2 separate regions of the Homo sapiens genome follow, and region 1 is linked to region 2. Evidence: chromatin contacts called from ENCODE Hi-C or POLR2A ChIA-PET data. All regions are on one chromosome and are shown on one strand. The core of a region is the stretch at or near the end of the contact, and the rest is flanking DNA. Distances in the headings are between cores, read along the strand shown. Region 1 overlaps CLEC19A (C-type lectin domain containing 19A). Region 2 has its middle 19 kb from the start of SMG1.

Region 1 (6,727 bases), core at 2,506-5,005, 350 kb before region 2:
GATCCGCCCGCCTCGGCCTCCCAAAATGCTAGGATTACAGAAGACGTGAGCCACCGCACCCGGCCACCTGTACATACTTTTAAGAATGAAAGTAAAGTATGTCCCATTATGATCTATGCAATTCTATGCTTGAGGTCCAAAAAACATATACATACCTACGTTTTACTAAATTATAAAAATAATATGTGCACATCATAGAACACCTGGAAAATGTTAATGCTTTGATACATTTTTTTCTCATGTCACATTTGTATGCAGTGATGTTTTAATGTAATGTGATTATATGGTACTCTACATACCAGTCGATATTCTGACTTCTAAAAATTAAAGAGTATAAGCATTTCCCCCATGTCATTATACATTTTTGTAAACATTGTTTTAAATAGCTCTTGAATCCTCTACTGAGTGGCTCTCCTAGAGTTTATTTAATCATTCTCTTATTTTTAGATAATTAGATAGTTTCTCTGTTTTTTCAACTATTACAAATAATTCTGAGATGAGCAGTTTTGTGCATAAAGCTTTTTTGGCATTTCTGCTGATTTTCTGAGGAGAGATTTTTAAGGCTTTAATACAATTTGCTAAATTGTCTCCTGAAAGCAATTTATCCTCCCATGGTAACGTCTGAGAGTGCCCATCTCACTTTGCCCTTGCCAGAGCTCAGTGTTATCACTTTCATGGCAATCTGCAAATTTTATAAGCAAAAAAAGGGTATCTTGTTTCAATTTGCAATGCTGGACTATCTGGCAAGACTGCACATTTTCCCACATGTTTATTGCCAAGCTATAGCCAAGACTATTTATATCTTTGCCCATCGAACTCCTGGAGTTCAGGATTTGTTCTTAATTCTAAAAAGAAACAAATTTTTAAAAACCCCATGTTTGAGACAGTAAAGTTCTCTCAAGTCTCAGCCCCTCTGAAAGCTTCTTAAGAGATACTTTTTTTGGAAACCACGACTCAGGATGACTGGCGAGAGGAGACAGGCAGGCTGAGAACCTTTCTCATACTAGGTTGGATGGCTTATCCATGAAGACAGCCAGTGGGCAGGGGTGGAATCTGTTAGACTGGGGTTGAGAGCCTGGGTCCTACCCCCAGCTCTGTATCTGACCTGCCGTGAGATGCTGGCTCATTCTTTCCCATCTTGACCTTCAAACTAGATGATCATTGGGGTCCCTTTTGTAGCCATCCACTCAGGGGTGGGTGAAGGTCACCCTTTAGTGGAATCTTTGCCTTCAAGCCACTATAGTGGTTGGCTGAACTCATGAAGTAATAAAGTAGTGAACAGCATTCATTGAGCATTTGTTATAGTTTCCCTGTATGCCAAGGAAATATAGGGAAACTGAGGCTAAGGCAGGTTGAGTAACTCGCCCAAGATCATCCTGTAGGTAAGTGGCATAGTAAGGATTTGAACCTAGGCTTCCCAACTCCCAAGTTTTTGCTCATAAAGTTGGCATGATGCTTCATGATGGGAAATTAGCGGGTCTAAGAATAGTTCACAGTCTTTATAGCACCTGCTTCATGGAGTTACTGGGTCAACTGATTGGGCCAAATAAAGTCACCAAGTACTTGGGATATATGGATTGTGTAATGTACGGCTATTAATGATTAGCTCAGGGTTTTATAACCAAAACTATGGGCTGCAGGGATCCAGTGAATTTCCCAAAATCAAATGTAAAATAAAAAGTGTGTGTGCACCTCTGTGCATTTCTCTGGGGAAAGAAAGGGACAGTTGCTTTCATCAAGATAGCTGTGCTAGGCAGGCAGTTTCCAGGCCATGCTTCTCAGGGCTGGTCAGTACCACTGGGCTTTCCCCTTTGACCAGAACAGCCTGTCCCCAACCCCAGCGGCTGTGCTGACCAGGGGTACCTCCCCATCCCTCCTGATCAATCCTGGCCAACTCTCTTTCAATGCATGCCAGTATCCAAACTGGAGCCTGTTGGTTCAGAATTGGCTTTCTTAATCCTCTTCTATATGTCAAAAGGAAGGAGCTCTGCTGGGGGAGGTAAGTGGGCACAGCACCTTGGCCTGTCCCCACCCTTTTCTGGGACTCAGGTCCCTCCTTTCTTGATGGAGAGCATTGGTCTAGGAGGACATCATCTTGATGCGTTAAAGCGTCAATGGCCAAGAGAGTTGATGGACCCTTTGTAACGCTGGGTGTTGCTGAGCTCTTTGTAGGGACTTTTGAGCACTGCCTACAACACAAAAAGGCTCTACTGAATCGCTGCTTGGGACGACTTTTTCAGCAGTTTCTCCCTTAGCATGGATGAGAAGCAGCAAATCATTTCTACCAGCAAATCATTTCTACCTTCTTTCCACTCAGTAACCAAGGACACTCATCCATGAGAACTTGGCTAAGTTTGTCCAGGAGTGACTGGGATGACTCAGTTTTTGCTGGTGATAAACCACTTTTCTCACTCCCACGTGTCCTAAAATTACTTGGCACCCTACATACTCATATTAGAGATGAAAGTAGGGTGACCAAGCCATCCCAGTGTGACCAGGACCATCCCAGTTTTAAAATCAAGAGTCCTGGCTGGGTGTGGTGGCTCACGCCTGTAATACCAACACCTTGGGAGGCTGAGGTGGGTGGACTGCTTGAGTCCAGGAGTTCAAGACTAGACTGGGCAACATGGTAAAACCCCATCTCTATAAAAAATACAAAAATTAGCCGAGAGTGGTGGAGTGTGCCTGTAGTCCTAGCTACTCTGAGGTGGGAGGATCGATTGAGTATGGAAGATCGAAATTGCAATGAGCCATGATCACGCCACTGCACTCCATCCAGCCTGGACGATAGAGCAAGACCCTGACTCAAAACAACAACAACAACAACAAAACCCTGAGAGTCCCACATCCTGGGCACTCCTACAGTTCCCAGCGAACTGAAATTGGTTGATCACTCTCAAGCAGTGAGGGGGAATTTTATCGCCGCCCCTTGCCAGGAGACATTGGACAATGTCTGGAGACATTTTTGGTTATCACCACTGGAAGTGGTGGTGCTAATGGCATCTAATGGGTAGAGGCCAGGAATGCTGCTAAACATCCTATATTGAACAACTCCCCACAACAAAGAATCATCCGACCCGAAATGTCAGTAGTGCCAGGACTGAGAAACCCTGCCCCAGATGGAAGGCAGGACTCCAAAAATGTAAAATAACCCCACAGCACAGCAACACAAAACATCACAGCAAACATTCACATTTCTTAGCCTGTTCCTATTTTCTTGAACAAAAATTAAGACACAGCCCCCGCAACTAATGAGAAGTATAGTGTGGGCTATTTCTCTAATTTTAGAGTTAAAATGTATTACTAATCCTAGCCCATGGCTTAAAAGCACTGAAGACATTGCTTTAACATTGTGTTTAAATTTAACGACATGGACCTCACTAAAGAAGTCTGCAGAAGGGAAGTCTAGCACTTTCTCCCCTGAGTTTAGAATGAGGTAAACTTCTTTGTCATCTTTCTCTGACTGTAGGAGGATGTTTTTCCCCTGGTTTCCTTTCCACTGAAGATGAAACTCTTCATGAGTTTCTGCACTAAGAAAGGGTTCAAGTTTCAATTCCCTGCTTCAGATAGCTCTGACTTCCCCTCCTACCCCACGTGGGTGTTAAAACCCCAGTCCAAGCATTACGAAGGCTGATGCCCTACTTAGGGCTCTGGAGCAATATGCTTGCTTTGCTCTCTATCTCTATCTTGGTTTCTGGCCCCTGGGCACCCCCCCTCACTTCCTTAGAAGTCCAGTCTAACTTGAGCAGGATGTTTGCAGATGTTCATGTGACCTTTCTGCACGGCGGTAGTGGGAAGAGCTTGTAGTCTCAAATTCACCATATTGTGTAATCTGGACGTCTCTGCTCTCTTTGTCTTCTACCTCTTTTTTTTTTTAAATAAACTTTTTATTTTGGAATAAATTTAGACTTACAGAAAAGTTGTCAGAGAGTACAACGATGGTTACCAGAAGCCAGGAAGGGTAGTTAGTGGGGAAGACAGGGGAAAAGTGGGGGTGGTTAATGGGTACAAAAATATGGTTAGACAGAATGAATAAGATCTAGTATTTGATACCACAACAGGGTGACTACAGTCAACAATACTTTATTGTACATTTAACAAAAACTAAAAGAATATAATTGGAGTGTTTGTAACACAAAGAAATGATAAATGCTTGAGGTGATGGACACCTCATTTACCTTGATGTGATTATTACACACTGTATGCCTGTATCAAAATATCTCATGTACCCCATAAATATATACACCTACTATAGCCCATAAAAATTAAAAATTAGGCTGGTCGCAGCGGCTCACACCTGTAATCTCAACACTTTGGGAGGCCAAGGTGGGAAAATCGCTTGAGCCCAGGAGTTTGAGATCAGCCTGGGCAACATAGTGAGACCCTGTCTCTTACCAAAAATTAGCCAGGAGTGGTGGCATGTGCTTGTAGTCCCAGCTACTTGGGAGGCTGAGGTGGGAGGATCTCTTGAAACCAAGAGGTCAAGACTTCAGTGAGCTGGGATTGCAGCACTGCACTCCAGCCTGGGTGACAGAGCAAGACCCTGTCTCAAAAACAAAAAAAAAAAATTAAAAAAATTAAAAAGTACCAAAGATAGTGTGTGGAGAGAGTTCCTGTATACCGTTCACCCAGTTTCCCCTGATGTTAACATATTAAAAAGCTAAGAAATGAACATGGCTACAACATGATTACCTAAACTCCAGACGTTACTCAGTGTTTTCCTTTTTTGTGCTCAGATCCAACTTAGGATGTCTGTTACATTGACTCTACCTGCATGTTTTATTTGACATAAACTACTCTCTCTAGTATTGGCTGGGATCAGATAAAATTGACAAGAATTGGCTGGAACTGCTCAGAATTTCTTAGCATTGTTGGATAATTTGCCAAAAATAATCTCTTTTTTCCCCTCTTTACAACCAATCAATTTTCAAGTCATGTCTATTCCATCTCCTAAACACGTCTCTAATTCAGTCTGTTCTTTCTTCCCCTTCTGCATTCTTTTTGACCTTCTCCCATGAAGACCTTCTCAACACCTTTTAGCTGTTCTTCCTGCTTTGTCTCACCTCCCAGGTCCAGAGGCATTCTTCCTCCTTGGAACAGCCTGACCTCATTTCCCTGAAACCTCACAGGTGTTCCCTTTGCCTTTGGGAACTGCTTGCCCCTAGCTTATTCTCTGTCATTCACCCCCTCCTTACTCTGTGCTCCAGGTTTGCCCACACTTTTGCCATTTCTCAAAGACATGTTCTGACCTTTGCAGATAATTCCCTTGACCTGACTTCAGCCAATTCTGTTTCTCCTTTGAGTCTCTGCTGCAGTGACTTATTCAGGGAAGATGAGGTAGGAGCCTCTGATAAATGCTTTTAGAGCCCCTTGCACCTCAACATTCACACATTCCTCCTCTATCCCCATCAGCATCTGTTGTGATCATTCCTCTTCCTCTGGTGCCTTGGCACGTAGTAGGTGCACAATGACTGGGCTTGAATGCATAAATACATGTAGGGAATCAAACACCACTTCTTGAGGGCAGCCTCTTGGGAAAATGGTGAGAAGGCTGTGTGCATAACTCATGCCTTTGAAACCAGGAGTCCTGACACTGCGATGGCATTCCTGGAGTTTTTTTAACCAAGTCCTGAAAGCAGAGGTTGCCAGATCCTGGTTTTGCATATTGTTTAGGACAACGATTGCTACGAAGGCCAACCTCAGCATCCCCTGGGACCTTCAGACTCCCAGGCCCCACCCCAGGCCTTCCAAATCGGAGTCTGCATTTTCATAAGAGCCCCAGGTGATTCTTGTGAATGTGAAAATCTGGGAAGCCCTGGTCTACAGTGTGCCAGACTGAAAGATGGAGCCTGTAGAATTACTGATTCATTCATTCATTCATTTTCTCACTGAACAGAGCCTGGCAAAGAGGAATTAATAATTAATTAAATGAAAGGGGCTGAGTGGAGTGAGAAGGGGAAAAGGGTCCTTGGTCTTAAAGACTGTGGATATTTCAAAAAGAACCCCTGCCTCCAACCCTGTCTGCTCCTCCCAGAGTGGAAAACAAGTTCCTTGAGCCATTTACACCCCACCTCCCCATTCTGGTCCTTTAGGTTTTCTCCACTGAGTAATTTGGTGGTTATGGATGCCAGGGGTGAAACACACCAGAAAATGGGGCTGTGACAGGTCACTGCTCAATTACTCCCCTTTCCAACAGGGCAGGCAAAGGCCTTTAATTGTGAGGACCTGGGAGGTGGAAAAGAGCGCTGGCTTGCACCAAAACGATCATTAACTCCAGCCTGCACGGCATTTCCCCCTCCTCCTTTACCTCTTGGGTTTAAGGAATTGGGAATAGTAGGCCTTTCATCAGCCTGACCCCAAGCCAGCCTCTGCTAATCTGTCTCTTGTGAAGGGATTTCTTTAGCTTTATAGCTTGACAGTCAGGTAACCATGGCAACACAACAATCAGCGCCAACTCTGACTCAGCATTCACTGTGTGCCAGGCATTGTGTTAAATGCTTGATACAGAAAAATACACTCAATCTTCACACATCCTACCAGGTAGGTGCCACTATCACCCCCACTTCACAGATGAAGAAACCAGAGCACAGAAAGGTTGGCCAACTTGCCCAAGATCGCACAGCTCCCAGCTGGGATTTGAAGCCAGCCTGTCTAGCTCCAAACCTAGAGAGTCCTACTGCATTTAAGCCCATTTCCTTTTGCTCCAATCTTGATGGTCTGGTCCTTC
Region 2 (6,521 bases), core at 1,582-4,081:
AAAATACAAATTCTTGGGTGGGTGAGACCACCCTTGCCAACAAGGTAAAATCCTGTCTCTACTAAAAAAAAAAAAAAAAAATTGGCTCATGCCTGTAATCCCAGCAGTTTGGGAGGCAGGAGGATCGCTTGAAGCCAAGAGTTGGAGACCAGCCCGGGCAACACAGCAAAACCTGGTTTCTAAAAAATAAAAATATAAAAATAAAAACTTAGCATGGTGGCATGTGCCCGTGGTCTCAGCTACTTTGGGAGGCTGAGGCAGGAGGATCACTGGAACCCAGGAGTTCAAGGCTACAGTGAGCTATAATGGCACCACTGCATTATAGCCTAAGCCAGATTCTCAAGCCCTACCCAGACCTGATGAGTCGGAAACTCAGGAGGGTGGATCCCAGCGATCTGTGTGGTTTTTTTGTTTGTTTGTTTTGCTTTGTGGGTTTTTGGGTTTTTTTGTAACAAACTCTCCAGGTAACTTTGTGTACACAAAAGTTTGAGAGTGACTGCTCTAGTCTAAGGCAGTGTATCTCAAACTTTACCTCACACTAGGATTTCTTTGGCAGCTTTGAGAAATTCTAATGCTCAGGCTTCAATCACACTTAATTAAATCAGAATCTGGTGATAGGACTCAGGCATCAGTAGTTTTTACACATCCCGCAGGTGATTCAAGTGGGCAGGAGAGTTTGAGAACCAGTGTGGTCTAGTACGCGCAGCGTCACCATCCCCTGGGTGCCCGGTAGAAATGCAGAACCTCAGGCCTGGCACAGTGGCTCACGCCTGTAATCCCAGCACTTTGGGAGGCCTATGCAGGTGGATCACTTGAGCCCAGGAGTTGGAGACTAGCCTGGGCAACATGGTGAAACCCCTGTCTCTAAATACAAAAAATTAGCTGGGAGTGGTGGTGCGCGCCTGTGGCTACAGTGAGCCGTGATCGTGTCACTGCATTCCAGACTGAACCACAGAATGAGACCTTGTCTCAAAAAACACAAAAACAGGCCAGGTGGGGGGGCTCATGCCTGTAATCCTAGCACTTTGGGAGGCCGAGGTGGGCAGATGACTTGAGGTCAGGAGTTTTAGACCAGCCTGGTAAACATGGTGAAACTCCATCTCTACTAAAAATACATTTTTTTTTCGAGACAAAGTCATCACTCTTGTCACCCAGGCTGGAGGGCGATGGTGCGATCTTGGCTCACTGCAACCTCCATCTCCCAGGTTCAAGCGATTCTCTTGCCTCAGCCTCCCAAGTAGCTGGGATTACAGGCGCCTGCCATCACGCCAGGCTAATTTTTGTATTTTTAGTAGAGACAAGGTTTCACCATGTTGGCCAGGTTGGTCTCGAACTCCTGACCTCAGGTGATCCGCTCGCCTCAGCCTCCTAAAGTGCTGAGATTACAGGCGTGAGCCACTGCGCCCAGCCAAAAATTCAAAAATTAGCCAGGCATGGTGTGAGCCAAGATCATGCCACTGCACTCCTGGCTGGGCGACAGACAGCAAGACTGTCTCCAAAAAAAAACTCTTAAAAAACAAAAAGAAATCTCAGGCCCTGCCCCAGAGCTGCTGAATCTGAGGCTGTACTTTAACAAGTTGGGGTGGCGGCGGGGGCAGAATAGCTCTCCTTTTTTTTTTTTTTTGAGACAAAGTCTTGCTCTGTCACCCAGGCTGGAGTGCAATGGCATGATCTCGGCTCACCGCAACCTCCGCCTCCTGGTTCAAGCAATTCTCTGCCTCAGCCTCCCGAGTAGCTGGGATTACAGGTGTCCACCACCATAACCAGCTAATTTTTTTGTATTTTTAGTAGAGATGGGGTTTCACCATCTTGGCCAGGCTGGTCTTGAACTCCTGACCTTGTGATCCACCCACCTCAGCCTCTCAAAGTGCTGGGATTACAGGCGTGAGCCACTGTGCCCGGCCTTATTATTATTTTTAATAGAGACAAGGTATTGATATGTTACCCAGGCTGGTCTCTAACTCCTGAGCTCAAGTGATTCTCCCGCCTCAGCCTCCTAGAGTGCTCAGATTACAGGCATGAGCCACCCTGGCTGGCCCTGTGACTCTCCTAAGCACATTAAAATGTGAGGTGCCCTGTCCTGGAATACAAAAACTCAATCTGAGATGTGTGTCTGAAACTGTCTGACTTACAGATCAATGATCCAGAGGTTGTTGCTTTATTTTCTTTTTTCTTTTTCTTTTTTTGAGATGAAGTCGTGCTCTGTCACCCAGGCTGGAGTGCAGTGGCACGATCTTGGCTCACTGCAATCTCCACCTCCTGGGTTCAGGTGATTCTCCTGCCTCCTGAATAGCTGGGATTACAGGTGCCCACCACCACACCTGGCTAATTTTTGTATTTTTTGGTAGAGACAGGGTTTCACCATGTTGGCCAAGCTAGTCTCAAACTCCTGACCTCAGGTCATCCACCCACCTTGGCCTCCCAAAGTGCTGGGATTACAGGCGTGAGCCACCGAGCCCGGCCAGCTTTTGTTTTTCTGATTCTCTGGTAACAGAGACTGTTTTCCCGCCCAACCCCCGCACCCCACCTCAGATGATCTGTCTAGGGGAGCGGAGAATGGCCTGGGAAAAGTAAATTCAATGAGCACCTCCAGGGGGCCCTAGAGAGAGTGAGTAAGGGAGGAGGAAACACTTTAATTAACATTCGGATAGATTCTGTTCCTCATATTATTAATTACTGCATTGGTTCATGGTAATCCCAGGAGGCCTCCCCTAAACCAGCTATTTCTGGCTCTCCCCGCCCCACCCTCCAATTTTTTCTTTTTACTCTTTTCTCAGCATCTTATCAGATTCCTGCTGAGCAATTTAGAAAGTGAAACCAAGCCTGAGTCAGAATTGGAATACACATTCATCTGGACTTCGTATTTCCCTGAACAGGTAGAATAAGAACCCCAGATTGCAATGGGCCTTCTGACCAAACGCAACAGAAATGTCATTTTCCTTGGGTTTTTTTTGTTTGTTTGTTGTTTGTTTGTTTGTTTTTCGTGAGACGGAGTCTCCCTCTTTTGCCCAGACTGGAGTGCAGTGGCATGATGGATTCTCCTGCCTCAGCTCCCAAGTAGCTGGGACTACAGGTGCCCACCACCACGCCCAGCTAATTTTTGTATTTTTAGTAGAGACAGGGTTTCTCCATATCGGCCAGGCTGGTCTCAAACTCCTGACCTTGTGATCCGCCCGCCTTGGCCTCCCAAAGTGCTGGGATTACAGGCGCGAACCACCGTGCCCAGCCTGTCCTGGAATTTTTTAATTGACAAGATCCTTTTGTACTAATCCCATTCATATATTTAAGTCTTTTTTCCTTAGCTTGAAAATGATTTATGGCTGGTTCATTTCTCTAGAGTCTCCAAACCCACACTCGCTTTGACATATGTGCGCATATGTGCAGTCATGACAAATCAGGAGTTTTAGGATGCTTTTGTATCCTGGGCAGTGCGGTATGGAAAGAGGTTAGGGCTGGGATACCTGGATCCCTTAGAGGAAGTCACTCTGCTATGCTGGGTCTCTGTTTTCTCACTTCCAAAATAAGGAAATTTGATGCCCGAGGGCGCAAATTCCAATGCCTACAGGAGCTAAGGAATAGCCTAAACGGGACTAAGCGTGGCCCCTACTCAGCCCCTCTTTCTTTGTTAACTTCTGGGAATGTGGGTCCAGAATTGCCAGATTTCAAGTAAAGCAAATAAATAAATAAATAAAATAAAATCTGGATTTCCATTTGCAATTTCTCAATTTATAAATGCCAGGAACTAACACAACTTTATTTTGCAGAATTTGGAAATTACACAAAATACTCCTGAGGCCATCGTTTTCCCTAGAGCCAGCGAGGTAATGACTTCTAGATTAAATGATATCCCAGGACTTTTTTAGGATCCAATTCTTCCCCTCCAATGCACTTGGGGGCTTTTGGCTTTTCTCTCTCTCTCTCTCTTTTCTCTGTCACCCAGGCTGGAGCGCAGTGGTGCAATCACAGCTCACTATAGCTTCAGTCTCTGGGGCTCAAGTGGTCCTCCCACCTCAGCCTCCTGAGTAGCTGAGACTACAGGCATACGCCACTATGCCTGGCTATTTTTACATTTTTTTGGAAGGATGGAGTCTCACTTTGTTGCCTGTTATTTTTGTGTGTGTGTGTGTGTAGTCATATCTGTGTCTCTCATTTATTCCTTCACTAAATATTTGAGTACCCATTATAAGCTGGAAACTGTTGTTGACAGAAAAAAAAATGAGAAGGGGTTTGTACCTTTGAGTTAGCAAATGAGACAGCTAAGTCACATGCCACAATAAATAATAAGGCTTAGTGAACAACTACATTTGCTGAAAAGTCTAAGATAAGGCGGGTCCAGGTCTTTAGCAATACACACAATCATTCTGAAGCTTGGCATTTTAATCTGTAAAATGGGAATAATAATACCTCCCCATCAAGCATGTGTGAAGATTAGAGCTCTGCCTGTGAAGTGCTGAGATGTATACTACCTGGCATGGGGTACATGCTTGTTTCAGTCCATGGATGCTGCTGTAAAAAAATAGTGGCCAAGTGCGGTGGCTCACACCCGTAATCCCAACACTTTGGGAGGCGGGCAGATCACCTGAGGTCAGGAGTTTGAGACCAGCCTGGCCAACATAGTGAAACCCTATCTCTACTAAAAATACAAAAATTAGCCAGGTGTGGTGGTGCACACCTGTAGTCCCAGCTACTCAGGAGGCTGAGGCAGGAGAATCTCTTGAACATGGGAGGCAAAGATTGCAGTAAGCTGAGATTGTGCCATTGTACTCCAGCCTGGGCGACAGAGTGAGACTCCATCTCAAAAAAAAAAAACAAACAAAAAAAAACGGATAAACTGGCGGCATATAACAACAGGAATTTATTTCTCATAGTTCTAGAGAATAAGTCCAAAATCAAGGCACCAGTAGATTCGGTATCTGGGGAGGGCTCACTTCCTAGTTCACAGATAACACGACACCTTCTTGTTGTGTCCTTACATAGTGGAAGGCACAAGGCAGCTTCTTGGTGCCTCTTTTATAAGGACACTAGTCTTGTTCATGAGGGCTCTGCCTTCGTGACCTAATCACCTCCTGTATTAGTCCATTTTCACACTGCTGATAAAGATATACCTTAGACTGGGTAATTTATGAAGAAAAAGAGGTTTAATGGACTCACAGTTCCACCTGGCTGGGGAGGTCTCACAACCATGGCGGAAGGCCAAAAGCTTGTCTTATATGGCGGCAGACAAGAGAGAATGAGAGCCAAGCAAAAGGGGCAACCCGTTATAAAATCGTCAAATCTCGAGACTTACTCACTATCGCAAGAGCAGTATGGGGGAAACCACCCCCATGATTCAATTATCTCCCACCAGGGGTCTCTCCTACAACACGTGGGAACTATGGGAGCTACAATTCAAGATGAGATTTGGGTGGGGACACAGCCAAACCATATCACCTCCCAAACACCTAGCTTCCTAAAACCATCATCTTGAGTGTCAGGATTTTAACACAGAAACTTGTGGGAAGCAGGGCATGGTGGCTCTTGTTTGTAATCCCAGCACTTTGGGAGGCCAAGGCGGGCAGATCACTTGAGGTCAGTAGTTCGAGACCAGCCTGGCCAACGTGGTGAAACCCCATCTCTACTAAAAATACAAAAATTAGCTGCGCATGGTGGTGTGTGCCTGTAGTCCCAGCTACTCGGGAGGCTAAGCAGGAGAATTGCTTGAACCCAGGAGGTGGAGGCTGCAGTGAGCCAAGACTGCGCCACTGCACTCCAGCCTGAGCGACAGGACAAGACTCTGTCTCAAAAAAAATAAATAAATAAAAGAAGGCCAGGTGTGGTGGCTCACGCCTGTAATCCCAACACTTTGGGAGGCCGAGGCGGGAGGATCACGAGGACGGGAGACTGAGACCATCCCGGCTAACACGGTGAAACCCCGTCTCTACTAAAAATACAAAAAAATTAGCCGGGCTTGGCAGCGGACACCTGTAGTCCCAGCTACTTGGGAGGCTGAGGCAGGAGAATGGCATGAACCTGAGAGGTGGAGCTCACAGTGAGCCGAGATCGCATCACTGCACTCCAGCCTGGGCGACAGAGCGAGCCTCTGTCTCAAAAAAAAAAAAAAAAGGAAGGAAGGAAGGAAGGAAGGAAGGGAGAAAGAAAGAAAGAGAGAGGGAGAAAGAAAGAAAGAGGGACACAGAGAGAAAGAAAGAAAGAAAGAAAGAAAGAAAGAAAGAAAGAAAGAAAGAAAGAAAGAAAGAAAGAAGAAAAAGGAAAGAGAAAGAAAGAAAGAAAGAAAGAAAGAAAGAAAGAAAGAAAGAAAGAAAGAAAGAAAGAAAGAAAGAAATCTGTGGGGAACACTTTCAGACCATAGCAATGCTCAATCGATGCTATAATATTTAGTGTTTCTGCCTTTGCTCTGTTGCCCAGGCTGGAGTGCAGTGGCACAATCACAGCTTACTGCAGCCTTGAACTCTTGGGCTCAAATGATTCTTTTGCCTCAGTCTCCCAAGTAGCTGGGACTATAGGTGAGTGCCACCATGCTC

What was found. Hi-C counts contacts between places; a loop is a spot of excess contacts on that map. ChIA-PET counts read pairs that join two places held with the same protein, here RNA polymerase II (POLR2A). Pooled maps may share reads with other maps.
Region 1: a loop to region 2 is called in a pooled map, with 4 times the contacts of the local background. The contact joins two enhancer-like sites. A Hi-C loop is called at or near these places in 1 of 50 pooled maps. POLR2A ChIA-PET finds 5 or more read pairs at or near these places in 2 of 52 experiments (A673 and activated CD4-positive, alpha-beta T cell).

What each region holds. Positions count from the first base shown.
Region 1 is chr16:19,291,304-19,298,030 of GRCh38, reverse strand. All of the region lies in intron 1 of CLEC19A (C-type lectin domain containing 19A), which reads right to left. Among named protein-coding and RNA genes, the nearest start is that of CLEC19A, 8.9 kb to the right of the region's middle. Within about 2 kb of position 3,755, at least 3 of the 41 ENCODE cell types and tissues checked have a DNase peak (open chromatin) inside an H3K27ac peak, as active enhancers do.
Region 2 is chr16:18,942,426-18,948,946 of GRCh38, reverse strand. No RefSeq gene overlaps it. Among named protein-coding and RNA genes, the nearest start is that of SMG1, 19 kb to the right of the region's middle. Within about 2 kb of position 2,831, at least 10 of the 41 ENCODE cell types and tissues checked have a DNase peak (open chromatin) inside an H3K27ac peak, as active enhancers do.